Regions from separate parts of the Homo sapiens genome. Here region 1 is linked to region 2. Evidence: read pairs that join two places in POLR2A ChIA-PET (ENCODE). Cell type or tissue: Panc1. All regions are shown on one strand. Links, peaks and the distances in the headings refer to the core of each region. The heading gives the core; the rest is flanking DNA. Region 1 overlaps SDK1 (sidekick cell adhesion molecule 1). Region 2 has its middle 310 kb from the start of FOXK1.

Evidence for each region. Peaks named below come from ENCODE experiments on the same cell type or tissue, not always from the same donor. Only the 100,000 strongest peaks of a DNase experiment are listed, where the experiment ranks them.
Region 1: POLR2A ChIA-PET joins it to region 2 with 10 read pairs; 2 of 35 experiments call an interaction of 5 or more read pairs at or near these places.

Annotation. Positions count from the first base shown.
Region 1 is chr7:3,603,329-3,620,292 of GRCh38, forward strand. SDK1 (sidekick cell adhesion molecule 1) reads left to right here. Exons shown (of 45, transcript NM_152744.4): 2 at 15,752-15,911. Among named protein-coding and RNA genes, the nearest start is that of SDK1-AS1, 260 kb to the left of the region's middle. In Panc1, for the core only: no CTCF peak of the experiment used is centred there; no DNase peak of the experiment used is centred there; H3K27ac peaks cover 5,474 bases.
Region 2 is chr7:4,359,791-4,376,754 of GRCh38, forward strand. No RefSeq gene overlaps it. Among named protein-coding and RNA genes, the nearest start is that of FOXK1, 310 kb to the right of the region's middle. In Panc1, for the core only: no CTCF peak of the experiment used is centred there; no DNase peak of the experiment used is centred there.

The sequences.
Region 1 (16,964 bases), core at 4,142-12,141, 760 kb before region 2:
CCATTTGTTTGTATCCTCTTTTATTTCCTTGAGCAGTGGTTTGTAGTTCTCCTTGAAGAGGTCCTTCATATCCCTTGTAAGGTGGATTCCTAGGTATTTTATTCTCTTTGAAGGAATTGTGAATGGGAGTTCACTCATGATTTGGCTCTCTGTTTGTCTGTTATTGGTGTATAAGAATGCTTGTGATTTTTGTACATTGATTTTGTATCCTGAGACTTTGCTGAAGTTGCTTATCAGCTTGAGGAGATTTTGGGCTGAGACGATGGGGTTTTCTAGATATACAATCATGTCGTCTGCAAACAGGGACAATTTGACTTCCTTTTTTCATAATTGAATACCCTTTGTTTCCTTCTCCTGCCTGATTGCCCTGGCCAGAACTTCCAACACTATGTTGAATAGGAGTGCTGAGAGAGGGCATCCCTGTCTTGTGCCCGTTTTTAAAGGGAATGCTTCTAGTTTTTGCGCATTCAGTATGATATTGGCTGTGGGTTTGCCATAGATAGCTCTTATTATTTTGAGATACGTCCCATCAATACCTAATTTATTGAGAGTTTTAACATGAATGGTTGTTGAATTTTGTCAAAGGCCTTTTCTGCATCTATTGAGATAATCATGTGGTTTTTGTCTTTGGTTCTGTTTATATGCTGGATTACCTTTATTGATTTGCGTATGTTGAACCAGCCTTGCATCCCAGGGATGAAGCCCACTTGATCATGGTGGATAAGCTTTTTGATGTGCTGCTGGATTTCGGTTTGCCAGTATTTTATTGAGGATTTTTGCATCGATGTTCATCAAGGCTATTGGTCTAAAATTCTCTTTTTTGGTTGTGTCTCTGCCAGGCTTTGGTATCAGGATGATGTTGGCCTCATAAAATGAGTTAGAGAGGATTCCTTCTTTTTCTATTGATTGGAATAGTTTCAGAAGGATTGGTACCAGCTCCTCTTTGTACCTCTGGTAGAATTCGGCTGTGAATCCATCTGGTCCTTGTATTACTTTTCTCTGTCCCTTTTTACTGATTCTGCTCTTACCTTTATTATTTTCTTCCTTAAATTTATTTTCACTTTCCTTCTTTTGAGGTAGGAAGGTGGGTTATTGACTTCAGGCTTTCCCTCTTTCTAATGTAAGCATTTTAGTGCTATACATTTTCCTCTCAACACTTCTTTAGCTGCATCTCACACATATTTTGATATGCTGTATTTTCATTGTTTTGTATATTTTCATTGTTTTATTTATTTTTTATTTAATTCCAGACTTTTTCTTTTTCTTTTCTTTTCTTTTTTTTTTTTTTTTTGAGACAGAGTTTTGCTCTTGTTGCCCAGGCTGGAGTGCAATGGTGTGATCTTGGCTCACTGCAACCTCTACCTCCTGGGTTCAAGTGATTCTGCTGCCTCAGCCTCCAGAGTAGCTGGGATTACAGGCATGTGTCACTACGGCAGGCTAATTTTGTATTTTTAGGTGAGACAGGGTTTCTCCATGTTGGTCAGGCTGGTCTTGAACTCCCAACTTCTGGTGATCTGCCCACCTCGGCCTCCCAAAGTGCTAGGATTACAGGCATGAGCCACGGTGTCCAGCCCCAAACATTTTTTCTCTGACTTGTTTATTTTTAAAAATTCTGTCATTCAGTTTCCAGGTCTTTGGAGATATTCCTGTTGTCTTTTGGTTTTTGTTTTCTAGTTTTATTCTGTTAATACTATGGCCAGAGGATACACTCTGTATAAATTTAGTTCTTTTAATTTTTTTTAGGTTTGTTTACTAGTCTAGGATGTTTTCTATCTTGATTAATGCTCTATAGCACTTGAGGAAAAAAAAAACAAGAAACACACACACACACACACACTAGGTGTGATGTCTACTGTATAATGTAATTGTTTTCCACCTTGTGGTTTTGGCATTTGAAAGAACAGTTAAATAATCCAAAGGGATATATTGTGGAATTTTAGGCTGTCAGGAAGTTTTTACTGTATAATTCTATCTGTAAGGAGAAAGCATACGTAGCTCAGTGCTTATTAGATTGTTTTATGGTTTGAAGAAATAATGTTTCACTTAAGGAAAAATATTCTCAAGGAAAAAATGCCCACAGTCGTCAGTGAACTGCTGAGTCTCATCTACTTCATTGCTCAGGCATGTAAGACCTTCCTGTTTACTAATAATGTTGACTTTTCCTTCTTATTGGGAAGGAAGCTAAAGAACAGCTTGATGGTTTAAAATGATGCACCTAAATTATTGATTCCATTATATATTTAGGCAGTACATTTTTCTCTCTTGAATAATAGAAATGTCACCTACTATTTAATTTTCCTTTTTTTTTCCAGAGTAATTTTCACTATGTCTGATTACATAATTAGATTTGGGATACCAACTGGGTATACTTGGTAAGAAAATGAGAATTAAAATGTTTCAGAGTAAAATTATTTCAGAGCTTTTGCAAATCTTTATTTTAGATAAGGTGATTTCTATTTTTAGGTTTGTTTTTGAAATAGTCTAGGACATTTAAATTTTAACTTCTGATCAAATTAAGTTGTTTTGGTTCATTTAATTTGTATGTTTCATGTCTTTGACAAAAGTTTTTTTTTTAATTGATGATTTTTTAAGATAAAATTTATGATTTGGAATGATCCAATTATCTAATTCCAGATGTTACTTTTGAAAGATATTAATTTCTAAGGTGTTAATTTTGCATTTTTGTGAAAATAACATACACTTCATGAATCTAACTGCTAATTTAACAGCTCTGTGTGGATGTCTAGTGGGTATTTCAAACATCCTAAGTTCAACACTGAGCTCTTGTTCTTTTCCTCTGAGCCAGCTCCTTCCATCATGAGTTCCCATTTCGGGAAATGACAACTACATCTTTCTGGTTTTTCTGGCCAGAAATTTTGGTATCATCATTGATTCTTCTTTTTCTCTTATGCTTCACCCTTAGGCCCCAGGTCTGATCAACCATTGCCACCTTTACTGCAACCAGTTTACCAAATGACCGTCCTTTCTCATCTGGATTAACAAGATGGCCTCCTGAGTGGTCTCCCGGCTTCAGCACTTGTAGCCCAGTTGCATCAGGGTTGAGTGCGGAGTGAGGTAGTGAAGTCAGAACTTATCAAACTTTTGCTAAAATTTCCCCATTGGCTTCCATTGTCCCTTATAAGTCCAGGGTCCCATAAGACTTCTTCCTCTTACTTTTTACCCTCATCTGTCATCCCCCGCACTCACTGCACTTCATCCACCCTGGTGTCACTGCTGGTCTTAGAACACAGTGGACTGACTCCCACATCAGCGACTTTGTACTTGCTTTTCCTGCTGTCAGGAAACCTGAGTGCATGACTCTCTTCATCAGCTGCTTCCCTTTCTTACTCAGATACCCCGTTCTCAACGAGGCCTTTTTAAAACAATCTTCCTTGTTGAAAATTGCCACTTCTTCCCCAGATTTCTTTTTTCCTCTTCTTCCTTTTATTTTTTCTATAGCATTATCATTACATTATATAAAGGTGTTTCTGTTATTATTCTGTATGTGTCTTCCTGAAAAAAAAAATCTGTGAAATCATAAACCAAAATAACACAACTTATGAAAAAAGTTATGTACAACACTGAAAAAAGTGTTATGTACAAACCTTCAAAAATCTATGGAATTTTGCAATCAGGACACTAATAAAGAAATAATACTACTAGTAACTTTCTTCATTGATTTGCTGTTTTGATAAAAAGAGAAAGGGCTTCCAAGATGCACCTTCAACTTCTCTCAATAGTGTAATGTCATAGAAAGTGAAGTGGTTTGTGAAGCCCCTAAACTGGCCACTAGTCACTACCTGCACTACACAAAGGAAGGCCCTTTTTTTTTTTAGTTTTTAAAATTGTAATTTGTTGTGCTGCTGCTGCTGATCATTTCCTTTTATTTTAAGGCTCACCTTTGGGTTCAGTGATAAAGCTTGTTCATAAGCACCTTAGATCCTTAATATTCCAGGGGGAAATCATACATAAATCACTACAACTTCTGTGTTATACAAATATCAGTTCCTATCTCTCAACCACATATGAAGTAATTTGAATAAAAGAAATATGTGCGTTAGTAAAACCGACTATACTATATATTTTCTTTGTTTCCTGTTTATCTCCCTAAACTAGAAGATAAGCTCCATGAAGGTGTGATCCTATTCTGTGTTCCTTTTTCAAAATTCTCATTTGTGTTCCCATTTCATAGACGTTTACTAGGTATTTAAGAAATATTTGTTGAATGACAGAGCAAATAATCAAACCAATATCTAGACTTCTCTAGAATTCTGAAGTAATTGAAAGTATGAATGCTTTCTTTTCTTTAAATTGAACAACTTCTTTGGCTTAATAGTTAGTGACATTTAAGACGGTGGCCTGATTTATGTGTGTTATTTAGAAAGCCAAAAGTAAATGTGTTGTGGATGAAGTTCAAGATCCAGCATTCTGTAGGAAGATGCAATTTCATTCTGTGACAACATGTTTTAATAGGAACTAACACGTAGATTGTGCTTTTCTAGCAGGTGCTGGCGTAAGCATTCTGCACACATTGGGTAATTTAATCCTTGAGACAAGTCTAGAGCAGCAGTTCCCAAAGTGTGGTTCAAGAACCTGTGGCAGACCCTGAGCCCCTTTGCAGGGGGCGGCCACAAGGCCAAAATCATTTCATCAGAATAGACCTTTGTACTTTGTCCCCTTGTTGAGCTTTTGGCAACGATTTAAAAGCAGTCGTGAGAAAACTTCTGGCACCTGAGCGCGTATCCCGAGGCAGTGGTGCCAAACTACACCAGCTGGTGTGTTACTCATCCGTGCCACACACCTATGAGTAAAAACCAAAATCTAGCTCTCTCAAAAATAGCCTTAAAGTAGTAAAAATTATTAATTCTATTAAGCTTTGACTCAAATAAAATTATTAAAATATTCTGTGTCGAAATGTGAATTACATATAAACTCTTCTGCTGTACGCCAAAATGTGCCGGTTGTCTCAAGGCAAAGGATTTGGGAGGTTGTCCGAGCTGGGAGTTGAACTGGCTGCTTTTTTGCATGGCACCCCATTTTTACTTGAAGTAGTGACTGACAGAAAAACTATGGTAATTTAGACTTGGGTATTTTGCAGGATTTTCTTGAAAATGAAGAAAATAAGCTTGTTGCATCAATGAAAACAACTGACAGTATTTGTGGCTAAAGATAAAAATTGAGCTCATAAGTAAAAATTAGCATTTTGGAAACCTTGAATATGCCCACCATGAGCTTGACACTTTCGCATTATTTAAGGAGGTGTCTGATGAGATAGGTAGCTGTGTTAATTTGTGATATTTTTTACATTGTATAATGAAACGTGTCAACGTTTGGAAGGTCTGCATCACTCAGCGAACCAGGAAAGACATGTGTATGGATAAGATCCATTCCAAGTACAGGACAGTCTGAAAGATGTTAATGTAACAAAGCACCAAAGTGTCATTTATGCGGTTTCAGAGTCCGCGTTGCAACTAACCTTTATGAAACTGACACTTGTTTAGTTTTACTAAAGTATTAACAAAAATATTCACAGCTGTTTGAAAAGGCAATTAAAATACTCCCCTCCTTTCCAGCCATGTATCTGGGAGGCTGTATGTTATTAATATCCTTCAACTGAAACAACATATTACAAGAGACTAAATGCAGAAGCAGGTGTGAGAATCTAGTTGTCCTTTATTAAGCTAGACACTGGAAAAATTTGAAAAAGGGTTAAACAGTGCCACTCTTAAGAATTTTTAGTTTTCTTTTGGATAATATAGTTATTTTTCATAAATGTCTTTTGTATTAATAATGTAATGACTTTGATTTTTTAAGGAATTAATAACTTTTTAAAGTTCACAGGTTTACTCTCTAATATGATAAATACAGAAAGAAATAAGTCACATAAACAAGAATTTAGGTGTCCTTAATTTTTTTGTATGTTGCAAAGGGATCCTGAGACCAAAAACTTTGAGAACTGCTGCTCTTGAAGAAGTTGGTGCTATTGCTTTGTTGATTGAGAAACCCAGACATAGGGGTTAAGTAGATTGTCCAAGATCACAGAGCTAGTCAGGGGAGAGCTGGGATTTTTCTTTTTCTTTTTCTTTTTTTGAGACAGAGTCTCACTCTGTTGCCCAGGCTGGAGCGCAGTGGTGTGATCTCTGCTCACTGCAATCTCTGCTTCCCGGTTTCAAACGATTCTCCTGCCTCAGCCTCCCAAGTAGCTGGGATTACAGGCACGTGCCACCATACCCGGCTAATTTTTTGTATTTTCAGTAGAGATGGGGTTTCACTGTGTTTGCCAGGATGGTCTCGATTTCCTGATCTTATGATCTGTCCACCTCAGCCTCCCAAAGTGCTGGGATTATAGGCGTAAGCTACGGTGCCCAGCCTCCCCACCCCCCGCCACCCAAGACAGAGTCTCACTCCCTTACCCAGGCTAGAGTGCAGTGGCACGATCTTGGCTCACTGCAACCTTTGCCTCCTGGGTTCAAGCGATTCTCCTGCCTCAGACTCACAGGTAGCTGGGACCACACGCACACACCATCATGCCCAGCTAATTTTTGTGTTTTTAGTAGAGATGGGGTCTTGCCGTGTTGGCCAGACTGGTCTCAAACTCCTGACCTCAGGTGATCCGCCCACCTCAGCCTCCCAAAGTGCTGGGATCATAGGCAGGAGCCATCATACCTGGCATAGAGCTGGGATTTGAACCCAGGGCTCCAAAGTACTTGCTCTAAACTCAAATCACATATTATTACTTCTTGAGAAACCTCCATGGTTTGTAACTTTGCTAAAATCAATAAGCTTTGGTTGGACTTAGATGTCCTTTCAAGTTATTTTCTCATGTAATTTCTTGATATAAAATTAAACCTTCACCATGTGGATATCTGTTACATCTCAGTTTTTATGGCAGTACATATTTGCCGTAAACTCACCAGCAAACAGATAAGCAGGAGAAGGTAAATCATATTTGAGATTCTTTTCTTGGACCTTTCAGTTTTTTATTTAATCAGGGTTGATTTCTTAAGATTATTCGAAAGAATCTTTGAAAGAAATATTGTGCCATATTCAAGAATAATGTTGGTTATTTCTGATAACCTTACTCTTATTTTGGTTGGTCATACTTTTTCACTACAAACCATAGAAATGACAGTTCAGTATACTTCTACTTTGAAGTAAAATATTGGAGAGCTGGAAGCTTATTTCAGTTTGGAGAAACGGGAATTGTATTTATCCCACTGTGTCTTATTAATTTATATACTGAAATAGATTAGCACAGTGCAAGATAAAACTAGTACATAAATATAGCCATATATGTTTCTACCATCAGCTTCAATTGTGGATTAATCTCACTGGAAGCTTGAATGGTTTCTTAGGGGAAAATATTGGAAGGGTAGGTTTACCCCCAGAGTTCCCTTAAATATGGTGTTAATTTGCATTGATTTCAGAGAAAACAGAGAATCAGTTTGACTTCCCCACTGGCTGACTGCATAGGCAAACTATTCACAGTGCTGTTTAATGGAAATCTCAGGGACCCTCCTGCTTTCTCTGTTTTCACATGGACTGACTCAAATATGGAGAGGACACCAGGGACAAATTACTTGGAGAAAATCCCACACTTGTTAGTCAGATTTTTGAGTACAAAATGATGACTTTGTGGTGAGATCAAGGAATACGCAGCACAATCTTTGACTTGTGTTAGTTTTTTTGTTTGAAATAAGAGATATATTCTTTCAATTGTAGCTGCCTTTCATCCTGAAATGTCTGACATTTATTTTACAAGGCAGTAGTAGAGAGAGATAAGGTAAAATACAGAGAAGTTGGGTGGGTAATTTATTTATTTATTTTTTAGATTGACAGAAGATGATGGTACATCTAAGTATATTTGAAAGTCTACCACTGGGAAGTATTTAGAAATATTTATGATAAGCTAAAGAAACAAAGCCTGGGAATTTGCTGTGATAATAGAGCCAACTCTTTTCACTGGAGGGAGAATTACATAGTTTGGGAATTAGTATGTACCATTCGTTTATGTCCTTTTTCTCCTTTCTCCTCCTGCTCTTCCTCCTCTTGCACCGCCGCCTCTAGTTCACATTTAATAACCAAACGACTTACTTGGGTGGTGACAAAAAGGGCAGCCTGAACTGCCCTGTCCTCACTGCCTTTTCTCAGCTTAGCAGATAGAGGACTTTGTCCTAAAACAATCATAGGTCTCTTTTTCGTGTAATGCCTTCTTTTCCTCTGGGTAGATACCCAGGAGTGGGATTGCTAGATGAAAGGGTAGTTCTACTTTCAGTTCTTTAGGGAATCTTCACACTGTTTTCCATAGTGGTCGTGCTAGTTTACATTCCTAGCAGCAGTGTAAAAGTGTTCCCTTTTCACCACGTCCCTGCCAACATCTATTATTTTTTGATTTTTGAAAAATTATGGCTATTGATCAGGAAAATGCAAATCGAAACCACAATGCTATGCCTCCTTACTCCGGCAAAAATGGCCATAATGAAAAAATCAAAAAATAATAGATGATTGTGGTGATGGGGTGAAAAGGGAACACTTTTACACTGGTGGTGAGAATGTAAATTAGTACGACCATGGAATACTATTCAGCTCTGAAAAGGAGTGAAATAATGGCATTCACAGCTACCTGGCTGGAACTGGAGACCATTATTCTAAGTGAAGTAACTGGGGAATGGAAAACCAAACATTGTATCTTCTCACTCCTAAGTGGGAGCTAAGCTGTGAGGATGCCTAAGAATGATACAATGGACTTTGGGGACTTGTGGGAAAGGGTGGGACGGGGGTGAGGGATACGACTACACATTGGGTACAGTGTACACTGCTCAGGTGATGAGTGTACCAAAATCTCACAAATCACCACTAAAGAACTTACTCGTGTAACCAAACACCACCTATTCCCCAAACACCTATGGAAATAAAAAAATTAAAAATCCTATCATAGGATCCTCTTACAGCATCATAATGTGGACCTGTCTATATTTGCATATTTAACTAGAGTGGCACATATCTAGTTATCTATTTAAACCTCACCCCAGAAGTACATTTGAAAATCATAATTGTTGTCCTTAAAAAGATTGATATTACTATTATGAAGAAAGCACATTGCACTGTGAGATTAAATTCCTGGCTTCAATAGGTATACATAATGAACTGCCAGCAGCTGAAATTTGAATGACTACACTTACCAGAAAAGGATCTTCTACCCACATTTCTCAGAATAGTTGTTCACAAATGATACATTCTGCCCTGTGCTTTTGTTTCTCCCTGGAATTTGAAAAATAAAACTTTTCGCTCATGGTAAATTCATAAGCTTGGGGCATGAAAATGTTTGAATTTGATATAAAAGAAGTTTTGAAAGGAAGATTAGTGGTTTAAACTGAAAGATTAGTCGCCCTGGGAAATTCAGCTGTGGCAAAAGCGGAGTTCAGTAATAACCTGCCCTGGCTGATTACTCCATTCACACTGGCATTCTGGTCCTCCCGGCTGGACTCGCACCTGATTGACGGTGCTGATTATGATGGCTTAATACAGCTCATCGTCACTTCACCGGGACACGTGGACTTTGTGGGCTTCACAGACTACCCCCCACCCCCCTTGTTTGTGGTACAGTTGATTCTTCTGCTAAGTGGAGGTTGATTATTTCTTTATTCATTATCTCTTTAAAATGCAGGAGAAAAGGGCAAATTATCAAATAGGTGATGATTATCCTAGTGGAAGCTCTCTTGGGCAGAGTCAAAAGAAGAACTTGCAGTTCAACTTGCTTGATACCTCATAGTTGATTCCTATTCATTCTGCCGTTGAAGGGTTTCAGATGATACGACTTAATTTTAGCTGTTGTGGAACAGCAATGAAAATCCATCGCAAGACCCCCTTTCTTGATGTTAGGGAAGCCGGGGGACGCAGGATGAGGTAGTAGGCTCCAGCTGCTGCCCATGTGAATGATTTTTCCTCTGCAGATAGATGGGTCATGGTCCCTTTCTAGATGAGCAGAAGATTATTCTCACATTGGAGAGGTAACATTAAATACATTTACATTGGATCTGAAAACCTTAAATGTTTACTTAGGGAAGTGTCATCTTCACATAAAATTATGATGTTGTGTAAGCCTTCCTTTTTCTCCACAACCTCTCCAGCACCTCTTATTTTTTGGCTTTTGAGTTACAGGCATTCTAACTGGTAGCTTATTTTGGTTTTGATTTGCATTTCTCTAATGGTGGGAGTGTAAATTAGTTCAGCCATTGTGGAAGACAGTGTGGTGATTCCTCAAAGACCTAAAGACAGAAATACCGTTTGACCCAGCAATTACATCACTGGGTATACACCCAGAGGAATATAAATCGTTCTATTATAGAGACACAAAGACACATATGTTCCCAATAGCAATGACATGGAATCAACCCAAATACCCATCAATGATAGACTGGATAAAGAAAATGTGGTACATATACACCATGGAATACTACGCAGCCATAAAAACTATGCAGATCATGTCCTTTGCAGGGAGATGGATGGAGCTGGAGGCCATCATTAGCAAACTAACACAGGAACAGAAAACCAAATACCACATGTTCTCCTCCTATAAGTGGGAGGTAAATGATGAGAACACATGGACACAGAGAGGGGAACAACACACATTGAGTCCTGTTGGAGCGTGGAGGATGAGAGCGGGGAGAGGATCAGGAAGAGTAACAATGGATACTAGGCTTAATACCTGGGTGATGAAATAATCTGTACAACAAACCCCCATAGCACAAGTTTACCTATGTAACAAACCTGCACATCCTGCTGAACCTGAACTTAAAAGTTAAAAATTATGATGTTGTCTTGAGACAATGTTAAGTCTATTCCTGTCCTTTGGGCAGACCTTAAACCTATATTATCCACACAGATGAGACTCTCTCTTTCATAAATGATTTATGTTCTATTTTAAGAATAGAACACTTTCTATATGAAAATGGAAATTTCACTTTTCCTTAGTAATTTATTCTAGGGTCTTCTAATGTTCGTTGTTAGAATACAGAAGTATTCCTAACGTCTGCTCATTTTCCTGAGGAAGGGAATGTCTATTATTATTTGAAATACACACACACCCTTCAAAGATTAATATGTGGGCCATTGGCTTTTCCCCAGGTCAGAGTTTTATAACTTTACCTTAGAGGCAACTCAATCATTTTCTTTATGAATCATTTCAGGATGTTCTCTTTCCCATTTAAAGTATGTAAAGATCAAATGCTTTTGCAGGGCATCTGTGCAGACTTGAATACTGATCCTTCTTTCTCCCTTTCTGTCCCCAAAGTTTTGTGTTTTGTTACCTTAATGCCCTCTTTTAACTTGTTTACCTACTGTATGTATTTCAATGGTAAATAGTGCTGGGCTCAGAGAAGTGCTATTCCCCACCTTGGCTAATCTATGTCAAAATACGTGTCGTTATGATTTTAATTTGAACGCTTAAAATTCCAGGGTGTTGACATATTTTCCCTTCCCTTCTCCTTATAATGAATGTTAGTGTCTGTGCTAACCATAATTTTACGGCCATTTGGATCTCGAGATATTTGCTTGCCAGCTATATGAAACCATTCTTTAAAATGAGCTTTTTTTTTCCTACCAGCTCACAGTATCCAGCCTTATAATTTGTACATGGTATAGGCATGTTTGTTTAACTATAAAGTCCATGAAAAATTGAGTTGTAGTATCATTTTAATTCAAATCCGTTGTATACTATATTAAAATGATGATGCTCTATCAATAGCAAAACCAAATTCAGATTTTTGAGTTTCTATCTCGAAGCTTTTCCCTTTCGAAAAGATGTATGTTTTCTATGACTCATTCGTGTAGGACACTGGAACCATATGAAGTGGCATTTCTTTTTCTGTTGTTAAACAGAGTGCAAATGGCCAGACATTAATAAAGCCTGTAGCTCAGTAAATCCCACAGGATCAAAGCTACCTCCATTGCAGTTCAGCTTTATTAGACTGTTTGGGTAATAAGAGGAGATGATTTTTGCTGAAGTACATAGGAAAAAGGAAATTGGACACATGGCTACATTCAAATTTAAGAATGCAGTTGATATACAGCTTAACGCATGTCAGTTGCAGCAGAAGCAGGCAGAACTCTTGGAACAGGACAAGGCTCGACAACTCCTGACTTTGAGTTACATGTGCTGTCACAGCATCTAACACTTTACTGCTTACATTCCTGCATCAGACCTAGATTATAAGCGCTTAAGGGACAGCGACTGTGTCTTACACTTTGTATTCTCAATGCTGATTACAGAGGCTGGTACATAGCATCAGTGCATGTTTATTGAACAGAAAGTTGTACAAGTCAGAGACATAAGAATCCTTCTTGACATCTCCCTCTCCCTCACATCCATAACCAATCTATCACTGAATCTTTTTCCCACCTAACTATTGCTTTAAAGCGGATCACTGCAGTGGCCTCTGGACTGGTGTCCTCCCACTATTCCACGCCCTCTTTTTTTCCTTCTCACATTACAGCCAGAATGTTCTTTTAACAACACAATCACACAACCTCTTCAAAGGCTTTTTGCTGTCTTTTTTTTTTTTTCTGAGACAGGGTCTTGGTCTGTCACCCACACTGCCAGGCTGGAGTGCAGTGGCACAATCACGGCTCACTGCAGCCTTGACTTCCTTGGGTCAAGTAATCCCTCCACCTCAGCTTCCTTAGTAGCTGGGACTGCAGGTGTATATCACCACACTGGCTAATTTTTTAAAAAACTTTTTGTGGAGATGGGGTCTCACTGTGTTGTCCAAGCTGGTCTTGCACTCGAGCTCAAGCAATCCTTCCGCCTCAGCCTCCCAAAGTGTTGGGATTATAGGCATAAGCCACCACAACTGGCTGTCCTTTTGTAGTAAGAGCTAATCATCATCATCATCATCATTATCATATTGACAGTACTTTTTACAAGGTTATAAATAGGGTGATCACACACGTTGTTAATACTCGGACACTTGAATGTGAGGTGGGCAGCATGGACAGTCACGCAACGATGAGGTGGGAACCAGAACACGTGTGGCCCTGCCTGCAAGGCCCTGCACAACCTGGCCCTGCTCATCCCACTTCCAGTCACTCTCTTTGCACCTGCAGAAAGTCTTGCTGTTCACTCTTTCGTACTGCCCAAGGGTACTCGCCATGTTTGCTCCCACCAGAGGGCCTGCTTAACGGTTTGGAGTGCTGCCAACACTTTTGTTCTCAGCTCCTGCATTTCATCTCATCGACTAGGTTAAATCTCCTACTGTAAGTTCTTGCCGTACTCATAGATGCAATTTAATATTTATTTATTTGAATGAATAAATGAATAAATACTTGTGAGAGGTTGGTAATATTGTATTACTAATATACCAATTATGATGGAATATAGTGATCAACAAAATGACAAAATAACCTATGTATTTATATTTAAATTCTATATATTCAGTTTATACACTATAGTTTAATGTGCAACTAGTTTCAGTGTTAACATTTCTAATGTGCTACTTGATGTTTATTAAATGTACAGTAGTTTATAAGAACAGCTTAGTAATGTCACAAATAAATTACCAAAAATTTAAAGTTGAGTATGACTTCTTGAAAAGAAATTTTCCGTATTAAGGAAATATGTGACATTTGGAGTCAAAATATATAGAATTGGTAGATTCTGGAGCTAGATTATCTGGATTTAAATCATGACTTCACTGCCTACTGACTGGGTAGCATTGAGCAAGTTATTTAACTTCTCCATGCTTCTGTTTATTCATTCTTAAAATGGGTATAATGATGACATCTATGTTATAGGGCTTTTGTGAGAAATAGGTTAATATATATATAAGGCATTTAGAATGGTTTCCAGCACAAAGTAAATAATAAATACTAGCTATTGCTGATATTAGTGTTATTATATTTATTCATTCAACAGATATTTATTAGCTATCCCCTTAGTTCCTGGCATTGTTCTAGGTGCTAGGAATTCAGAAGTGATCAAGACTAATGTACTGTAGAGTAACCTACAAACACTTTAATTTCAGTATCTGATAACTATTGTAAATGGAATAAACATAATGACTTGTTAGAGCATATTGTGCAGGAGGAGCTTTAGTTAACCTGAAGGATGAGCAAAGATGAGCATGCACAGAGCATCCTAGGTAGAGGAAAGACCAAGTGGGAAGGCCCCACAGTAGGTGTCTCACTCCGTTTTCTGCTGCTGTAACAGACTGGGTGATTCAAAAATGATGGAAGTATATTTGACTCTTGGTTCTAGAGGCTGGACAGTTCAACAACATGGCAGTTCATCTGGGGAGGCCCTTTGTGCTATATCATCCTGTCATGGAAGTCAGAAGGTCAAGGGAGTGCATGAGACAGAGGATGGGGGCCCAACTTACCCTTTTTATTAGGACCCCTCTCCCTTGATAACTAACTCCCTCCCACAGTATCAGCATTAATCCATTCCTGAAGGTAGAGCCTGCATGACCTAATCATATCCTCAAGGTCCTGCCTCTTATTACTGTTAGAATGGCCATCACATTTCATCATGAGTTTTGGAGGGGACATTCAGACCGTAACTCTAGGAAAGAGCTTGGCTTGGGTTTAAATGTGCAAGAAGTGAAGTGTGCCTGGAGTGCTCGGTGTGAGCAGAGAGGGGAGGAGGCCTGAATGAAAGTTAGAAAGCTGATTATGCAGGTGGATCTTGGGGACTTTTGTAGAAAAATGACGAGTCATATAATCCTGTTTATTTTGCTGATAAAGAAACAAAAACCTGTAAGTCCTGATGAGGATCAGGTAGCTAATTAGTGATGCTACAGCTAGAAGCCAAGTGTGCTGCATCCATATTAAAAAATGTTATTGAAACAGATCTACAAAACATTGACAAATCATATCTAGTATTCTCTCCATTTTCACAAAGTAAATGTACCTTTGTAACCACATCAGGAAATAAATTTTGACCTGCTTTTCATAAGCCATCCCATTACCTTCACCCCCGTCGCTATCCCATCCCTCAGAGGTAACCCTTATCCTTAACCTCTGACACCATAGATTAGTTTTATCTGGCTGTGAACTTTTATGAACTTTTGAATAGTAGCACATGCTATAAGCTTTTTTGAAAATTCTGTCTGGCTTCTTTCACTCGGCTTGATGTGTGTGGGATTTACCTGTGTTGCTATGTGTAGCAATTGTTGCTGCATTCTCGCTGCAGTGCGCTGTTCCATTATGTGAATATACCATGAGTTTCCTGTGTTGTATCCCATTGAAAGTCACCAGGAGAGACCATTTCCACGTGTGTATGAAAGGAAAGCTAGGTTGCGATTCATGTCGTTTATGTATGTATGTCAATCTTGCTTATCTTACTTTTTTAAAACCAATTGAAGGTTATAGAGGAAACTTCTCTTTTATAGCCTGCATACACTTGACTGTTTTCTCGCAAATAGATTGCCTAGTTAAAACCAAAAGCTTGTATGTACAGGGATTGTCCGATATGTCCCTTCAATAAGCTATTAACCATAAGTGGAAATAACTTGGATGAACCTGTCAGATGCTTTCAAATGCGGGTATCATTGAGCTTTCAGCTTTTTGAAATATTATCTGGGGTATTGCATGTTTCCAGGGTTTGGTAAAGGATTATTTACTTCTTAATTGGGCCAAACAGCCATCACTTTCATTTTAATATTACGTTTGTTTAAATAATAGATTTATTAAATTAGATGAGTGCCACTTTCATGCGTACTTCAGTTTTGTTTTGTTTTGTTTTTTAATATTTCAGATGATGTTGCTCCATATTTTAAAACGGAGCCAGGCCTACCACAGATCCACCTGGAAGGGAACCGCCTTGTTCTCACCTGCCTTGCCGAAGGGAGCTGGCCTTTGGAGTTCAAGTGGATGCGCGATGACAGTGAGCTCACCACCTACAGCAGCGAATATAAGTAATTGATCGCTTGAAAAAATAAGATCCCATTTCAGTTGATGTGTTTGGAATACTTGCCTTACTGGTCATAATAGCACAATGAGTGAAAATATTGGATTGAATTTCTAATGCATTCAAGATTAAAGGAATAGATTTGAATATGTAATTAGAATGTGATTTACTATTCTGATATAGGTTGTACTTACACCTAGGAAGTCTATCATTATATTTGTAAAAGTAAGCCCATTAGTGAAATTATCAGTCAACAAAAACCTATGGTTACAGAGCAATGCCAATAACAGCTTTGGTATGATACATTTACTTTCCAAGGGCAACAGCCCTACCCACAAGTATTGCTCCTGTCTAGGCACAAATGTTTAAACAGATCTTTAGTATGGTAGCTTCTGGAGCTCTGAGTAGTCAGCAAAAGTCTTTCCTAGCTGTTTTCAAGTGGAGATAGGGATGGATGGAATCATGGAGAATGGGCATGCATACAGCCTGTATATTCAGCAGCAATAAAACAGTATATATTGAAGTCCTGCCATGTGCCCAGCACTGTGCCAGTCACCAGGGATCTGATGCACTGGGGTGGACATGATGTGGGGACAGAGGGCCTGAACCTGTGGCAGAGCACAAGATCAGGGTAAGACTGAGGTGTAGATTCACCTGGAGGCAGTAGCACAGCCTTTGGAGCCTCAGGGTCTTACCACGCTTCAGAGCTTTCCAGGGGTATACTTTTGAGGATGATAATATTACATGCTGCAGTTCTGTGCAGGATGGAGAACTAGCATGCCAGAAAAGTCCAGGAGGCCTCACCATCAGCAAATCAGCAAAATCATCGCTGCCATGCTTTTCTTTAGATGAAATAAGAAAGAGTGGGCTGTATAGAGGCATTTTAAGTGGAATAACAAGCTTCTCAAATGGGGAATAGCCCACCCACTCACTCTCTTTACCTCTGAGGTTGTGATACGGTGGTCCGTGGAACCACACTCAGCCTGCCCAGAATTTATGTGTGTGTCAGTTGTCTGTGTGTTTGTATTTTAAAAATCAATTAAAAAAAATATGAGAATGC
Region 2 (16,964 bases), core at 4,003-12,002:
CGAGTTAATGGGTGCAGCACACCAACATGGCACATGTATACATATGTAACAAACCTACACGTTGTGCACATGTACCCTAGAACTTAAAGTATAATAATAAAAAAAAAGACATGAAGGGAAAAAAAAAAAAGGAATACTGAGAATTAAGAGAGTCTGTGGAACTAGAAAAAAAAAAAAAAAGAAACCTAGGCTCTCGATTGCTGGCTTTCTCTTTTGCTTCTCTACCACGCCTCCCCTCCAAGACCTTGACCCAGGGAAGGGAGGTCAGGAGATTCATCTTGCCCCTGTGAAGCTGTCTCAATCTCTGTGCACTCAGCTTAAAGATTAGGACTAAGACCAGAGGGTTTCTGCTCAGGCACACAGGCTATAATGCAGTGAAGAGCTTCACTGCTTCATTCACGAACTTCTTCAAGTTCAACTTAGCTGAACGCTACACTGCTGGGACAGACACCTTTCAGGACGTGAGATTGCTCAACAGGGCAAAGCATTTGCTTATTAAGCAACTATGTATGTATCAAAACTCACTTTTAGTTCCTCACCTCACTATGCCCCCCAAACCTAAACTATTATATCAAGAACTTCGCCCAGCCCCAGTGAGACCACCTGTTAACCTCACAATGGGTAGGCTCCGTCTCTTGGTGGGTACCAACTCAATGACCACAAACAGGGAGGATTTAACAAGGGGGATTTTATTACTTGCAACAAGTTCAGGAGAGCACAGAGGAGAGTTCCCCAGAGCATCCCCAGCTGAGTCGGGTTTTATAAGCATAGCGTAATGAGGTGTGATCTGATTGGATCCTGCAATAAGGTGATGTCAGGAGGCATGATCTGACTGGACACTGTCATGGGGTGACCCCAGAGCTTGATCTGATTGGATCCTGGATTCTGCCATGAGGTGTCGGCTTCTTAATTCAGTCCCCACCCCTCAGTCGAGCACTTAGGTTTCCCCTATGCTTGCACACTTGGTTCATCTGGGAGTGCTCAGGTTACTTGACCATAACCATGGCAACTAACAACAAGTCTCAACTTGGTTACAAAAAAGTTGAAGAAACAGATTTGGTCTGATGTGGGTACACACCCATTGAGAGACTGATCTTCAACCAGCAACAGTCCCCAACCTTTTTGGCACCAGGGACTGGTTTCATGGAAGACAATTTTCCACAGACAGGGGCAAGGGGATGGTTTCGGGATGATTCATGCACATTCCATTTATTGTGCACTTTATTTCTATTATTATTACATTGCAGTAATAATAGATGTAGATTCTACCGTAATGTAGAATCAGTGGAAGCCCCAAGCTTGTTTTCCTGCAACTAGATGCTCCCATCTGGGGATAATGGGAGACAGTGACAGATCATCAGGCATTAGATTTTCCTAAGAAGCAGATGACCTAGACCCCTCCCATGGGCAGTTCACAATAAGGTTCACACTCCTATGAGAGTCAAATGCTGCGGCTGATCTGACAGGAGGCAGAGCTCAGGCAGTAATGCAAGTGATGGGGGGTGGCTGTAAATACAGATGAAGCTTTGCTCACTTGCCAGCCACTCACCTCCTGCGTGATCCAGTTCCTAATGGACCAGTACTGGTCCATGACCTGGGGGTTGGAGACCTCTTCCTTAAGCCACTGAAGACTTGCAATGGGCTGAGAGTGCCCCACCCCCAAAAAAATATACCCACATCCGAATCCTGGCCAGCTATGAAGGTGACTATTTGGGAAAAGGGTCCTCGCAGATGTGATTGGAAGGATTTTGCAATAAGGAGATCCTGAATTATCCGGGTAGGCCTTAAATCCAGCTGTGAGTCCTTGTAAGAGACACACAAGTGGCTCACACCTGTAATCCCAGCACTTTAGGAGGCCAAGGCTGGTGGATCACGAGGTCAAGAGATCGAGACCATTCTGGCCAACATGGTGAAAGCCCATCTCTACTAAAAATACAAAATTTAGCTGGGCATGGTAGTGCGCCTGTAATCCCAGCTACTCAGGAGGCAGGAGAATCACTTGAACCCAGGAGGCAGAGCTTGCAGTGAGCTGAGATCGTGCCACTGCACTCCAGCCTGGCAACAGAGTGAGACTCCGTCAAGAAAAAAGAGAGAGAGAGACACACACACAGTGATGGAACCATGGTGGCTGTGTTTGCAGTGATGCATCCTCGCCACCAGGAATACCACTAGCTGGAAAAGGCAAGAATAAATTCTCCCTGCCTCCTCCAGGGGAAGCACGGTCCCACTAGATTCCAGACCTCTGGCTCCCAGGACTGTGAGAGAACAAACTGTGTTGTTTTGAGCCACCCCATCTACAGTTGTTTGTTCTGGCAGTCCCAGGACATGAACACAACGGCTCAAGCCATCTCATGCCTGGCATGACCAGCACTGAGCTCCTTGTCTGCCTCCCGAGGCTATCGCTCTCAGGGTCTTCCCAACTGAGCTGATGTCTCTGTCCATCCCCCTGCTCAGGCTAAAACCTTGGAGACATTCTTCACTCTCCTCTATCTCTCACATGTCACAGTCAAACTACAGCAAGATCTGCTTGCCTCCTCCTGGAAACCATGAACCTGGAATCTAGGCAGCCTCATTCACCCCCTCTGCTTTGGGTGCCAGAAGACTGTGGCGTCTTCTAAGGGGTCTCCCTGTTCCTTCTATGGTCTCTGCAACTTCTCTCCATACAGCAGGGAAAGCAATCCTGTTAAAACATTTGTCAGGCCGGGTGCATGGCTCATGCCTGTAATCCCAATGCTTTGGAAGGCCAAGGCAGGAGGATTACTTGATGCCAGGACTTTGAGCTCAGCCTGGGCAACATAGTGAGGCTCTGTCTTTATAAAAAAAATTTCAAAATTAGCCATGTAGCTACTCGGGAAGCCTAGCTGGGAGGATCGCCTGAGCCACGGATTTGGAGGCTGCAGTGAGCCATGATTGCCTCATTGCACTTCAGCCTGGGTAACAGAGTGAGGCCCAAAAAGAAAAGAAACAGATCATGTCTCTTCTTGGCTCTCAATTTTTCTTTGAGAAATTGGCTCTGTATTTATTTGTCTCTCAATTTCTTCTGTCTCTATGTCACCTGCACGGCACGTCAGACACATCTTCTCTCTCCCCCTCCACTCTGTCACCCACTTTCTCATTCCATCCAGCCACACTGATCTCCTTGCTGTTCCTATAAGACCCCAGGCTTGTCCCCACCTCAGGGCCTTTGCACAGGTGATCTGATCTCTGTAGAACATACTTTCTCTGATATTTATATGACGTGCCCTCTCTCCTCCTCCTTCAATTTTTTGCCCAAATGTCACTTTCTCAATAAGTTCTCTCCAGACCATTTATTCAAAATAGCAACACATCCCCAGCCTTCCTCATCTTCCTTACTCTGCTTTTTTTTTTTTACTATTACTTTTTTTTTAACTTATTGCCTTCTATCATGCTGTGCCCATTATTTATGTACTGTGTTTGTCGTTTACTGCCTGTGTCTCCCTAGAATGTAAACTCTAGGCCAACAGGAATTTTTACTTCCTTCATTCCCTGATATATCACTCAGAAGAGTGCTAGATGCAGAGTTGGCGCTCAATAAATATTTGTTGAATAAATAAGCGAGGTAAAAAAGTGTCAGTGGTTTCTTTCATAATACAGTTCATAATGCAGTTCATGTGTTGAGGTCCCAAAATAAAGGAAATCATGTGGTCATCAAAACTTATTGTCTGTGGTGGAGCATTTTGAAATATGAAGGTATTCAGCTTTGCTGAAATGGTTGTCATTTTCGTGTATGGCTTATCAGCTACATTTAGAAGCTGTCCCACTTTGTAGAATGCAGTTGATCACTTACCACTAAGAACAGCAGCATTTTTCTTTCTAGTCTGGACCAAGATAATCATTGCAAAAGGCCACTCTGAGAACATTTGTGACCTCCACACACACTCCCAGGATTAGGTGAGGTTATGCTGCAGTAATAAAGGACCGCAAGACTTCAGTGGCTTAACATAGTGAGGGTTTGTTTCTTGCTTGCCCCAAGTCCCCCGTGCGGCTCAGTAACTCTCTGGGCAGTCTCCTTCCAGGTAATGGCTTATCTTTGCATAGTATCTAATGTTATGCAGATACTAGCTATTTTATTATGCAGATGCTACATATTTATTATGCAGATATTTGCTATTTTTTATGCAGACATTACATATTTTATTATGCAGATATCACATATTTCATTATGCAAATATTAGTTTAATATGCAGATATTACCTATTTTATTATGCAGATATAGCCTATTTTACTATGTAAATATTAGACCTTTTATTATGCAGATTTTACATATTTTATTATGTAGATGTTACCTATTTTATGAATGCTGATATTATCTACTTTATTATGCATATATTAAATATTTCATTATGCAGATATTATATTTTATTATGTAGATAGTACCTGTTTTATTAATGCAGATATTACCTATTTTATTATGTAGATATTACCTATTTTATAAATGCAGCTATTACCTATTTTATTATGAAGATAATACCTATTTTATTATGCAGATATTGCCTGTTTAATTATGCAAATATCACCTATTTTATTATGCAAATGTTGCCTTTCATTGTGCAGATATTACGTATTTTATTGTGCAAATATTAAATAAAATATCTAAAATGTGCTGCTGTAATCACACCTTGGCAGGGCGAGAGCATCCGGGAGGCTCTCCTACAGGGATTGAAATGCTTCCACCTGCAAGCAATGCCGTTCATTTCTGCTTCATCTCATTGGCCAAAAGCAGTTGCCTGGCCACGCTGACCTCAAAGGCATGGGGGCCAGAAAGGAGCCAGACGTTGCAAATGCTGATGAGTTAGCATCGTATATTCAGTATACTCATCGCATACTCAGCCAGGGGTTGAGGGGAGGGAGGAATGAAGAGGTGGAGCACAGGGGGTTTTCAGGGCAGTGAAACTGCTCTGTATGACACCATAATGGCGGATTCATGTCGTTACACATTTGTCAAAACCCATACAGTGCACAGCACCAAGAGTGAACCATAATGTAAACTATGAACTTCAGTTGATGGTTATGCATTGCAAACAAAAAATGCAATTCTAAGCCAAGTAAAATTCCCAACCATTTGAATGGATCCCTTCTCTTGGCCAAGGGTGTTCCAAAGTTAACCGGAAAAACTAGTTCAGATCATGATGGAAAACTGGAGTCAGATGTGCCCCATTATACCCTCCTCCCACTGGAATTCAGGCATAGCTGACCAGTATTAACTTCAACACAGAAACCTTAAGGCTGGTAGAACAGACTCTTAGAGTCTGATGGGAACATATACAATCCATTTTCTCTGGAGCCTGTTACCTGGAGACTTCATCTGCGGGATAAAACCATGGTCTCCACAGCTCCTTATCTTAACCCAGACATTCCTTTCTATTGAGTCTAGGATTTTTTTTTTTTTTTTTTTTTTTTTAAAGACAGAGTTTTGCTCTTGTTGCCCAGGCTGGAGTGCAATGGCGTGATCTTGGATTCAAGTGATTCTGCAACCTCTGCCTCCTGGGTTCAAGCAATTCTCCTGCCTCAGCCTCCTGAGTAGCTGGGATTACAGGTATGTGCCCCCATGCCCGACTAATTTTGTATTTTTAGTAGAGATGGGGTTTCTGCCTGTTGGTCAGGCTGGTCTCAAACTCCCGACCTCAGGTGATCCGCCCGCCTCGGCCTCCCAAAGTGCTGGAATTACAGGCGTGAGCCACCACGCCTGGCCAAGAGAATGTGTTTTATAAACCCTATCGTTGTCTCTGTACCGGGGTGGTGAGACATAGTGCCCTAAAATAATTCATGTGGTTTTTATAGAAAATGATGGTAATGAGACATTTCTCAGCCAAACCTCGTCTCTTTACACATGCACTGGGGTATGGCCCTCTGAGACCTTGAGCTTGGCCATATGTCACGCACATAAGCTACACCGACTAAGAAGACACCTTGTCAATGGTAATTAGCAATACGATTGCCCACATGTAATTTTTCAACTCTAGTTCCAAGTGACAGGGGTCAGTGTTTTGCAGCTCACAATCATGACTTTACTCAGAATGCTTTTTATTTACTTTTTTATTTTTATTTTTTTTATTTTGAGACAGAATCTCGCTGTGTCTCACCCAGGCTGGAGTACAGTAGCACGACCTTGGCTCACTGCATCCTCTGCCTCCCAGGTTCAAGCGATTGTCCTGTCTCAGCCTCCTGAGTAGCTGGGATGACAGGCGTGTGCCACCACACCCAGCTAATGTTGTATTTTTAGTAGAGATGGGGTTTCACCATGTTGACCAGGGTGGTCTCAAACTCCTGACCTCAGGTGATCTGCCCGCCTCGGCCTCCCAAAGTGCTGGGATTACAGGTGTGAGCTGCCGCGACCGGCCAGAATGCCTTTTTGCTATCTTCTAACCCCCCTCTGTTCTCCCACGCTGGGCAAATGTCCCTATCTAGGCAAATCCAAACAGCCCCTCACTGTTTATGGACCTACCTTTATTTCACAGGCAGGCATTCTAAAATGCTGACTCAATCATTCAACATTTCCTGCTACGTAATGAAAATTTATTCCCCTCAAATTTCCCAGATCATTTTTTAACAGTAAGAATTAACTGTTCAGCAAATAAATATTTATGCATATTCCTCCCAACCTCTGCCTCTCTATAAATTATGGAGGGAAATGCCACAACAACTTGACAAAGAAAAAAATCTTATAAACAAATTTCATGGCGTAAATATCGCTGAAATAAACATTGACAGGCAGGATCGTAGTAAGGGCTGTTCTTCCTTGGTTTCTTTTAATAGAATCTCACAAATAATCAAAAGAACAAATATTACTAATGGAACAAAAATGAGTCAGAGGAGCTATTCTTTCCTATGCTTTGTTGATAATTCCCACATATACCCCAAAACTCATATCACAGTCATGGACTAATAAAATAAGATGGCCTACAATAAATTTTTCCCTCTTTTTTTTTTTTTTTTTTTAACCTCTGTCACCCAGGCTGGAGTTCAGTGCTGCAATCATAGCTCGCTGCAGCCTTAAACTTCTGGGCTCAAGTTATCCTCCTGCCTCAGCCTCCCATGTAGCTGGGACTATAGGTGTGCACCACTATGCCCAGATAATTTTTTTTTTTAGAGATGGAGTCTTGGTATACTGCCCAGGCTGGACTTGAGCTCTTGAGTTGAAGCAATATCCCTGCCTCTGACTCCTCCCAGAATGCTGGGATTATAGGTGTGAGCCACCGAGCCCAGCCCCTTACAAAAATTTAATATGGAAGTCCACTGCTGTGGTGCGCACTTGTACTCCCAGCTGTCTGAGAGGCTAAGGAAGGAGAACTGCTCGGGCTCAGGAGTTTGAGTTCAGTCTGGACAACATAGCAAGACCCCACCTGTAATAAATAAAGACAAATTAAAAGACTTTAATATGGTTTCAGCCTCTTGCTCGTTTTTGATGTGTGAGTGAAGCGTTGCTAGAGAAAACAGCAATGGGGACTGGAGTGTGGTTTACCCAGATGGCGCCGTGTTCTATCACCCCACGATGCAACTACTCAACCCCAGGGGAGGCTGGTGTCAGTGAAGCCAGTGCTTCTGGGGGTCGGGGGTGTGAGTCTGGGGGACACACTGGAGCAGCCTCCCAAAACTTGGTCTCACACGAATGTAAATTTGCAGTTGTTAATTTTTATGCAGTGAATGAGGAATTTTCCCGAGTCTCTCAACTATTTCCTATCTGTTGATTGCACAAATGTTTCAGCACCTTGGGGAAGACTGAATGATTGGTGTGAATTCTTCACTCCCTTGTGGTCATCTTGCATGTCCACACCCTGGTCATGGCTTCACAAAGGGCAAGGTATTTCTCCACCATTTGACTTTGAGCTTAGCCATATGTCATGCTTTGGCTAATGGGATGTTAGCAGGTGAGACGCCAAGATGTAATGTATCTTCATCCAGTTGGGCTTGTGCTCTCACACTTAGGCCACCACCATGAGAAGAACACGCCTGAGGTATCTAGCTGACCCCAGAAGAATAACAGGCACAGAGGGAAGAGGTGAATGGAACCCAGGCCTGGAGACAGGCTCAACCAAACCCAGGCTCGATCAGTCACACTCCAGCCAACCAGCAGAGGTGAACCCCAGAAACATGCCTGTCATTGTCTGCCAGTGGGTTTGGAGATGACTTGTTACGCAGCATAATTGCAGCACTTGCTGACGAATACACGTCTATCATGTGCTCAACAAGGGGTGCAAAGGTGAAAAAGTTTGATAAAAGAAGTTTCCATTGTCTAAAGAGCTCATAGTTGATTCAAGAGACAGATATGCAAATAAGTGAAAAACACTGAGATAAGTGTTAGAAATGTATGAGCCCAGGGCAGTGGCGACTCCAAGGTGAAGGGGTATGGTCTGCTCCTCCTGGGAGCCAGAAACCCCTCCTGGGAAGGATGTCTTGAACTGAGAATGAATAGCAGTTCACCAGGCAGCTACAGAGGTGTGGGGACTATAAGCAAAGGAAAAACGTGTGTGCAACGTTCAGAATCTTCTGGTCATTCAGTCTGGCTGGAGCACAGGGTGTCAGGGGGAGGTCAACTGAGAAATGGAGCCCAAATTGGGGGCTTGCATCACCCTGCACCTTAGTACAACCACGGCAGCAACCCTCCAAAATTCCCACGCAAAAACCTGATGGAGAAAACCTGAAAAATGATTAAAGAGGGACTTTGAAGTAGTGAAAGAAAAATTCAACCTGAAAGCAGTGTAATATATAAAATCACAACCTTAGAAAATGCCAGGACCGTCAGAAGAGACTTGATTTTTAGGCTATGCCTGAGATAGAACAAGGATGAAGGAAGCAGATAATATCATCTAGGCTGACAGGATCTGAACGTCAACAAAGACTTGGAGCTGGGGGGAGCCGTCAGAAGGATAAAAAGCTTGCAAGTGGGCTGAGATCTCTGAGATAGAAGAAAATGAAAAACTTTCAGCTGATGAAACTTCAAGTTCTGTACTCTGTGCAAAAAGTCTCATCCACCACAGCAGAAAGCATGTGAAGTGCTCCTGGGCTCAGGCGGCAAGACTGTGTGCTGTCTGAGCAGAACGGCTTGCAGTTCACAGTGTCTGGCACCATTGCCTGGGAAGGGCCTGCGCAGTAAACTCCAAGGCCCTCAGCAGCCAGGCAGGCAGCATAAACACAGGCAGCGGGCTGAGGTTAAGACAATAGGGGGTGGTGGGGACTGGGGCTAACTGCTGTTGCTCAGCCCTGTTCACCTTTTGGTGAGTAGGTTTCGGGACCCAATCATGTTGCATCTTCTGATTGTTTTTGGTGAGGTCAGAATCAAGATTTTAATAAGAAATCATTCCATGTGTAAAAAAGTTGACTGACAGGCCGGGCACAGTGGCTCACACCTGTAATCCCAGCACTTTGGAAGGCCAAGGCTGGCAGATCACTTGAGGCTAGGAGTTCGAGACCAGCATAGTCGACATGATGAAACCCCATCTCTACTAAAAAGAATATAAAAATTAACCAGGCCTGGTGGCAGGCAACTGTAATCTCAGCTACTAGGGAGGCTGAGGCAGGAGAATCGCTTGAACCCGGGTGGTGGAAGTTGCAGTGAGCCGAGATCGCACCACTCCACTCCAGACTGTGCAACAGAAGAAGACTCCATCTCAAAAAAATAAAAAAGTTGTCAGCTAATTCAATTTTTTATTTTTTTGATTGATTGGTTGATTGTTGAGACAAGGTCTTGCTCTGTTGCCCAGGCTGGAGTGCAATGGCATGATCACCGCTCACTGTTGCCTCAACCTCCTGGGCTCAAGCAATCCTCCCATCTCAGCCTCCCGAGTGGCTGAGACTACAGACACACACCACCATGCCTGGCAAATTTTAAAAAATTTTTTCTAGAGATGGGCTCTCACTATGTTGCCCAAGCTCTTTCCAAACTCCTAGACTCAAGTGATCATCCTGCCTCTCCCTCCCAAAGTGCTGGGATTATAGGCATGAGCCACCACGCCCAGCCCTCCTTCAATTTTAAGACAAATAAACCAGAAATATAACTCATATGTCAAATTCAAGGTCTTGATAGTCCAAACCTACCTACCTCCTGGCCAGCAGTGGGAAACTTCTGATTTAAATCCTAAGGGAAATGTAAGTGATCGCCTACAGGCTAGGATTCTAAAATTGGCCAGATTTTACCCAGAATCCAAAAGTCTCCATTGCTTTAAGGATTGGACCAGGACAGGTTTTTCTGAAACCATGGGAAGAGGCACACAAAAGGCTAGGGAAGTAAACATTAGCAAACTTCACAGTCTTTGGGAAGCCTCTATGATAGGTCCTGAGAATAAAATACAGATACGGCAGCCCTAGTTTCCTCCAAATTTGAATTTGTGGGATTTGGGGGTTTGCAAGCTTTTTTTTGAGAGGGAAAAAAAATCATACAGTGAAATAGAAATGAAATTGCATTTAGGTCTTCATTGACCTGAGGGTTTTCCAATGTATCCGAATTCATAAGCCCCCTTCACAGTAATATGTAATCGTAGGACCCATCTTAGGAATTTTAACCATATTGCAATTTTTTTCTTGGTATATCTGTCAGTGTTCAACTAGGGAAGCAAAACTGCTATGAGTATTATGGGCTAAGGGATTTATTGTAGATGTTAGGTTGTGGGTAGCCTGGGGAAATGAAGGTTGGAAGGCAGAGCTGAGGGGGTTGGAGAAAATTCACTGAGCAGCCCCCCTTAGGAGGGGTTTCTGGCTCCCAGGAGGAGCAGACCACACCACTCCACCTTGGAGTTGCCACTGCCCTGGGCTCATACATTTCTAACGCTTATCTCAGTATTTTTCATTTATTTGCATATCTGTCTCTTGAATCAACTATGAGCTGTTTAGACAACGGAAACTTCTTTTATGAAACTTTTTCACCTTTGCACCCCTTGTTTGAGCACACGATAGACGTGTATTCGTCAGCGAGTGCTGCAATTATGCTGCGTAACAAGTCATCTCCAAGCCCACTGGCAGACAATGACAGGCATGTTTCTGGGGTTCACCTCTGCTGGTTGGCTGGAGTGTGGCTGATGGAGCCTGGGCTTGGTTGACCTGTCTCCATGCCTGGATTCACTTCACATCTTCTCTCTGAGCCTGTTATTTTCTCCTGGGGTCACTGGGCAGCACGGGCGGCATGGGCAAGTTGGCTCCTGCAGGGAAATTTGGGAAGCCAAGCCCAAGCTGGAGTGCAGCAGGCCATGGAGAGGACTGTGGAGCTGCAGCCCTAGTGGTCGCTGTGCCTCTAGACCCACAGCCAAGGGTCTGCATGTGGAGTCAGTGGGAGGTGCCGGCCGTCAATGGAGCTGAAGGCCTGTGCACCCCCAGGTGGAGTGGGGGTCGGCGGGGACAGCTGGACCCACAAGCACGTTAGGTCCATCCTTCCCTTCACCAGACTAGGATGCTCAGGGAATAGTGGTTGCTCTTTCCTCTTCCAAATCCCCTGTGAACTCCTCTTTCCAGAAACGCTAACCAGAAGCTTATGGGGCAGGGTCCTCTCGGACATGCAGTTTTTGGTCTCAGCGACATTGCGCAGATAATCCCGCCCATCGGTGCATGATAAAGCAGGACTTTTCAGTTAAAATGCATCACTTTAAGTCAGTGTCGCTTTGAAATCATATGTGACATAATGCATTATATAGATATTTATTTCATGAGATATACCTAAAATGCTGGGGTTTTTGCATTAACTCTGTATGAAAAGCTTGATTCATGGACAAACAAATTAAAACTAAAAAAAAAGAATATTGAGATAGAATTGAAATTCACCTCTCCGTTATATTCTAAGGATGGACAAAAATTGTCTTGATGTTTGAAATGCTTGAATCTCGAATTTCAAATCAATCCATTGACTTTTTTTTTTTTTTTACCGGCTGCAAAGTTTTTTAAATAAAATATTGAGAGTTCCAGATTGGGAACATTTTTCTATATTGTGGTAAAATGTAATCACAGAATTTACCATTGTAACTATTGTTAAGTGCACAGTTCAGGGTTATTAAGCTCATAGTGGCTGCACCATTTTACATTTCCATCAGCAGTGCACGATCAACTGGTTAATTTTTTAAAAATAAGTATTGTGTTTTATCTTTAAGTGAAAAGATGAGGGAAGATTTCAAGTTACTGTTTGGTTGCAAATCTTCCCAAATAGCACATGGCAGAGACAGTGGGAATAAAGCCTGCATTTGAAAGGATGGAAAGTCAAATTAGATGATTCTCTCAATGTCCTTCCTTCTTGTAACACTAAATTTTAAAATATAAAGAAATGTCGGCAAGCCATTTTCTATACAATGACTATAATTTAGGGATCTAGTCAAGGGCTGCCGAGAATCGTCTGGAGACAAAGTTGAAAAATCCTTATCTCTTTTTATTCTCCATTATTTAACTTATATTTAAAATTCAAAGTTTCATATGCTTTTCATCTTTGAACATAGTCTATTCTATACCTGCATTAAAGCAATCGCTAAAGTAGATGGACATTTAAAAGCAGACAATTAAAGACAATTTAAACCTGCATAATGGGCAAATGCATGCCTTGGTGGCCTGAGTCAGTCAATAAGTGAGAAAATGCATGGGGAAGAGATGGCCACAGCCACCCATACTCCACCCGCCAGTGGAGGGCTCACCCAGTATACACGTGGAGGCTTTGAAATGGTTCTAATTTAAGTAATAAAAACATGTAAATAACAAGCTTGATACAGGCTTTTTTTTTTAAACTGAAATGGAAATATGAGCTATAATCATTTTTAGCCATTTCAGTAACCCCAGGACATATGTTTGAACACCTGTGGGTTTATGGAAACTAGGTTGGAAATGCTGATTTAATCTTAAAGCCTGGTCCATAAAAATGATGCCAAGACTGCTCTGGAACAATCCTTAAACTTAGAACATTCTTTCTTCTACAGAATCAGGTGAAAGGAAAGGTTGGGAGGACCTCCTGTTCTCAGGAAGGGGTGGGCAGGAGAGCATTTTGAAGATTCTGAAAGAGTGTCTGGTCCCAGGAGGCAGGGAGCATGAGGGAGACCCTTGCATGCTCCAGGAGGTCTTGAAAAGAGAAGCACAGGCCATGAACCCAGAAGGTGCTTTTCTGAGCAGAAGTGATGGAGTGGCCTGCCTTGTCATTTTAGGTAATGCAAAAGCAACTCAAAATGAGCTAAACCCAATTTCCAGGGGGAGAAAACAATCTGTGAATTCCCTGCTTTCTTGCACCACGCTGGGATAGCTGCAGTGTAGAAAGGAGGCCTGGAACATCTCATGATCATCTTGGCTGACCTGAGAATCAAGCTCTGGCACACTTTGCCTGTGAGTTAACTCAACAGATGTTCCTGAGCCACTCCACCTCTGCCTCCACTCCAGATGCTGAAAAATCCTCCATTTCCCCAACTCCCTTGCAGCTAGGATTTGCCCTGGAGCACAGTTCTTGCCAAAGAGAGGCAAGCAAATCCTACTGTAAGCTTCTGGCAGAGGTCTTGTTTTTCCTGCATAAATATATAAAAAAGATGTACCTGACTACTCTTTCTTCTTCTTTTTTTGTTTTTTGTAAAGACAGAGTCTCGCTATGTTGCTCAGGCTGGTCTTGAATTCCAGGCCTCAATTAATCCTCCCGCCTGTCTCTCGGGTAGCTTGGACTACAGGTGTGCACCACCAGGCCCAGCTAGCTTTTGGAATCTTTGTAGAGATGGGGTTGCCCAGGCCATCTCTTCTTTTTATGAAGACACCGGTCAGATTAGATTAGGGTCCACTCCCACAGACTCATTTGAACTTAGTCACCTCTTTAAAAGCCCTGTCTCCAAATACAGTCACAATCTGAGGTACTGGGACAGGGTGGGGGCATTAGGGCTTCAACATAGGAATTTGAGTGGGGCAGAATTAAGCCCGTAACAATCTCCCAGCATGCACATTCCTCACTGAGGTTGAACAAGGTGATGCCCCACCTTCTGTCCCAGCTCTTCTACTGTAAACAGTGTCTTTTCCATGATCTAGTTAGTGTTCTGCTTTTCACGTTTCTGTGCTTTCTGTTGTGGATTTTGCTGTCGATTTTGCTGTTTAAAATGACCCAAAGCATAGTGTTGAGGGCTGTCTGGTGTTTGTAAGGACAACAGGCTGTGACGTGCCATATGGAGAAAATAGGTGTGTTAGAGAAGCTCCCTCAGGCAGGAGTGGTAGTCCCATTGGACATGAGCTTAATATGCATTAAAAATATATACAAAATAAGGTGTCTTTAAACAGAAACACATACAAAAAAGTAATACATTGAGGCCCGGAATGGTGATTCACTCCTGTAATCCCAGCACTTTGGGAGGCTGAGGTGAGCAGATGACTTCAGTTCAGGAGTTTGAGACCAGCCTGGGTAACATCTTTCTACTAAAAATACAAAAATTGTCCAGGCATGGTGGTGCACCTGCAGTCCCAACTACTTGGGGGTCTAAGGCAGGACGATTGCTTGAGCCCAGGAAGTCGAGGCTGCAGTGAGTTGAGATCGCACCACTGCACTCCAGCCTGGGTGACAAAGTGAGTCTCCAAACAAATAAAAGAAAAAAAAGTAATGTGTTGATTGGTTCACAAAAATGTAACCAAAGACTCACAGGATCCTAACTTTATATGTCCCCCAGGAGCGACGGCTCGGTATTCACCAATTCAGTGTCTGCAGTGACTTCATAGAACATGGTTATAGCGAATTAGGAGAATCATCTGTAACTTGATCCCCGTTCAGTCTGGAGGGGAAGCATTGCACTGACTTTCAGCTTGTTAATTGTATTGTTTCCTTCCTCCTCAAGGTCATCCTCTTCATCACCGGGTAGCCTGGGTGTCCAGATGTTTTCCTAACTATCTAATGGAGTTTGCAAAGCTTTCTCTAAAACCATTAATGTACAGGTTGTTTCTTCAGAAGAGAGACCACCAAATAAAGAAAGGATTTAATTCTGGACATCTTGGAAATTGTTTCTTGAGCTCATTCTATGAATATATCAACTTGTTACTAAGATTAAAATATTCTCCATCCATATAGTGCTTCTTTCAAATGAAAGAAATATAAAGCACATGATATAATTTGAGCAAAAAAAAAAAAGAAAAAGAAACATTGCATTTGATTAAATAATCCATAACCAAGCCCTGCTTTGCATGGAGCACTCCTAAGTAAGATTTTTCAGAGTCTTAGCACTTTTGCCTCTGAGCCCTCATGGCAAGTCTCCTCAATTTATCAGGACAACAATCCAGAAAGGCAGTTATTATTATACCTGTCTTGAGTTGTCCCTAAAGCAAATATTGAGACAGGATTTGGGTGCAAGCATTTTATTTGTGAGTGTTCCCAGCAAGGAAATGAACTGAGATGAGAAAGGGAGGAAATGAATAAAAGGTGTGATTGCATAAAGGCCACCGTGATGGACAACCAGGGCTTAATCCTACTGAAAACTCTATGAAACACTGTGTGGAACAGTCAGAATTTCCTTCCCCATAAGGAGCGAGAGAGCGGGGGATATTTCTCCATCAGCTCCCTTTCTGCATTGATTGGAGGTGTCTTTTGGGCCGTTCTCTCCTTGGTGCTTCTAGTCTGGCCTGTGTGCATAGGCTAAGGATGTTCCTATAGACCAGAGAATGAACTCAGGCAGAGGCACAGGAAGCTGCAGGTGTCTAAGAACCACCTGCAGGTGAACTCTGGGAGGGGCCCAGGTGTCAGAGTCATATGAATCAGAGAGACTTCACCTTAAATAGGGTCTGGGTAAAATAAGGCTGAGACCTACTGGGCTGCATTCCCAGGAGGGTAGGAATTCTTAGTCACAGGATGAGATAGAAGGTCAACACAAGGTACAGGTTACAAAAACCTTGCTGATTAAACAGAATGCAGGCTGGGTGCATTGGCTCACCCCTGTAATCTCAGCACTTTGGGAAGCCGAGCTGGGTGGATAATGAGGTCAAGAGATCAAGACCATCCTGACCAACGTGGTGAAACCCTGTCTCTACTAAAATTACAAAAATTAGCTGAGCATGGTGGTGCGTGCCTGTTGTCCCAGCTATTCGGGAGGCTGAAGCAGGAGAATCACTTGAATCTGGGAGGCAGAGTTTGCAGTGAGCCGAGATCATGCCACTGCACTCCAGCCTGGCAACAGAGTGAGACTCCATCTCAAGAAAAAGAAGAAAAAACAGAATGCAGTAAAGAAGCTGACCAAAACCCACCAAAACCAAGATGGCAGTGGTCACCCTCACTGCTTATTATAATGCATTAGTGACATGGTTTGGCTCAGTGTCCCCACCCAAATCTCATCTTGTAGCTCCCATAATTCCCACCTATGGTGGGAGAGACCCCATGGGATATTATTGAATTATGGGGGTGGGTCTTCCCCATGCTGTTCTTGTGACAGTGAATAAATCTCAGGAGATCCAATGGTTTTAAAAATGGGTATTTTTCTGAACAAGCTCTCTGTTTGCCTGCTGCCATCCATGTAAGACATGACTTGTTCCTCCTTGCCTTCCACCATGATTGTGAGGCCTCCACAACCGTGTAGAACTCTAAGTCCATTAAACCTCTTTCTTTAGTAAATTGCCGAGTCTTGGGTATGTCTTTATGAGCAGCGTGAAAACAGACTAATACAATTAGCACGTTAAAAGACACTCCCACCAGCCCCATGACAGTTTACAAATGCCATGGCAACGTCAAGAAGTTACCCTATATGGTCTAAAAAGGGGAGGAACCCTCAGTTCCAGGAATAGCCCGCTCCTTTTCTGGAAACCTCACCAATAATCCACCCCTTGTTTAGCATATAATCAAGAAATACCATAAAAATGGGCAAGCAGCAGCCACACTGCTCTGTCTATGGAGTGGACATTCTTTCATTTCTTTACTTTCTTAATAAACTTGCTTTCACTTTATGGATTTGTCTCAAATTCTTACTTGCATGAGATCCAAGAACCCTTTCTTGGTGTCCAGTCACAAAGGGATGGAGTGAGCAGTGACTGCTATAGACCCCATT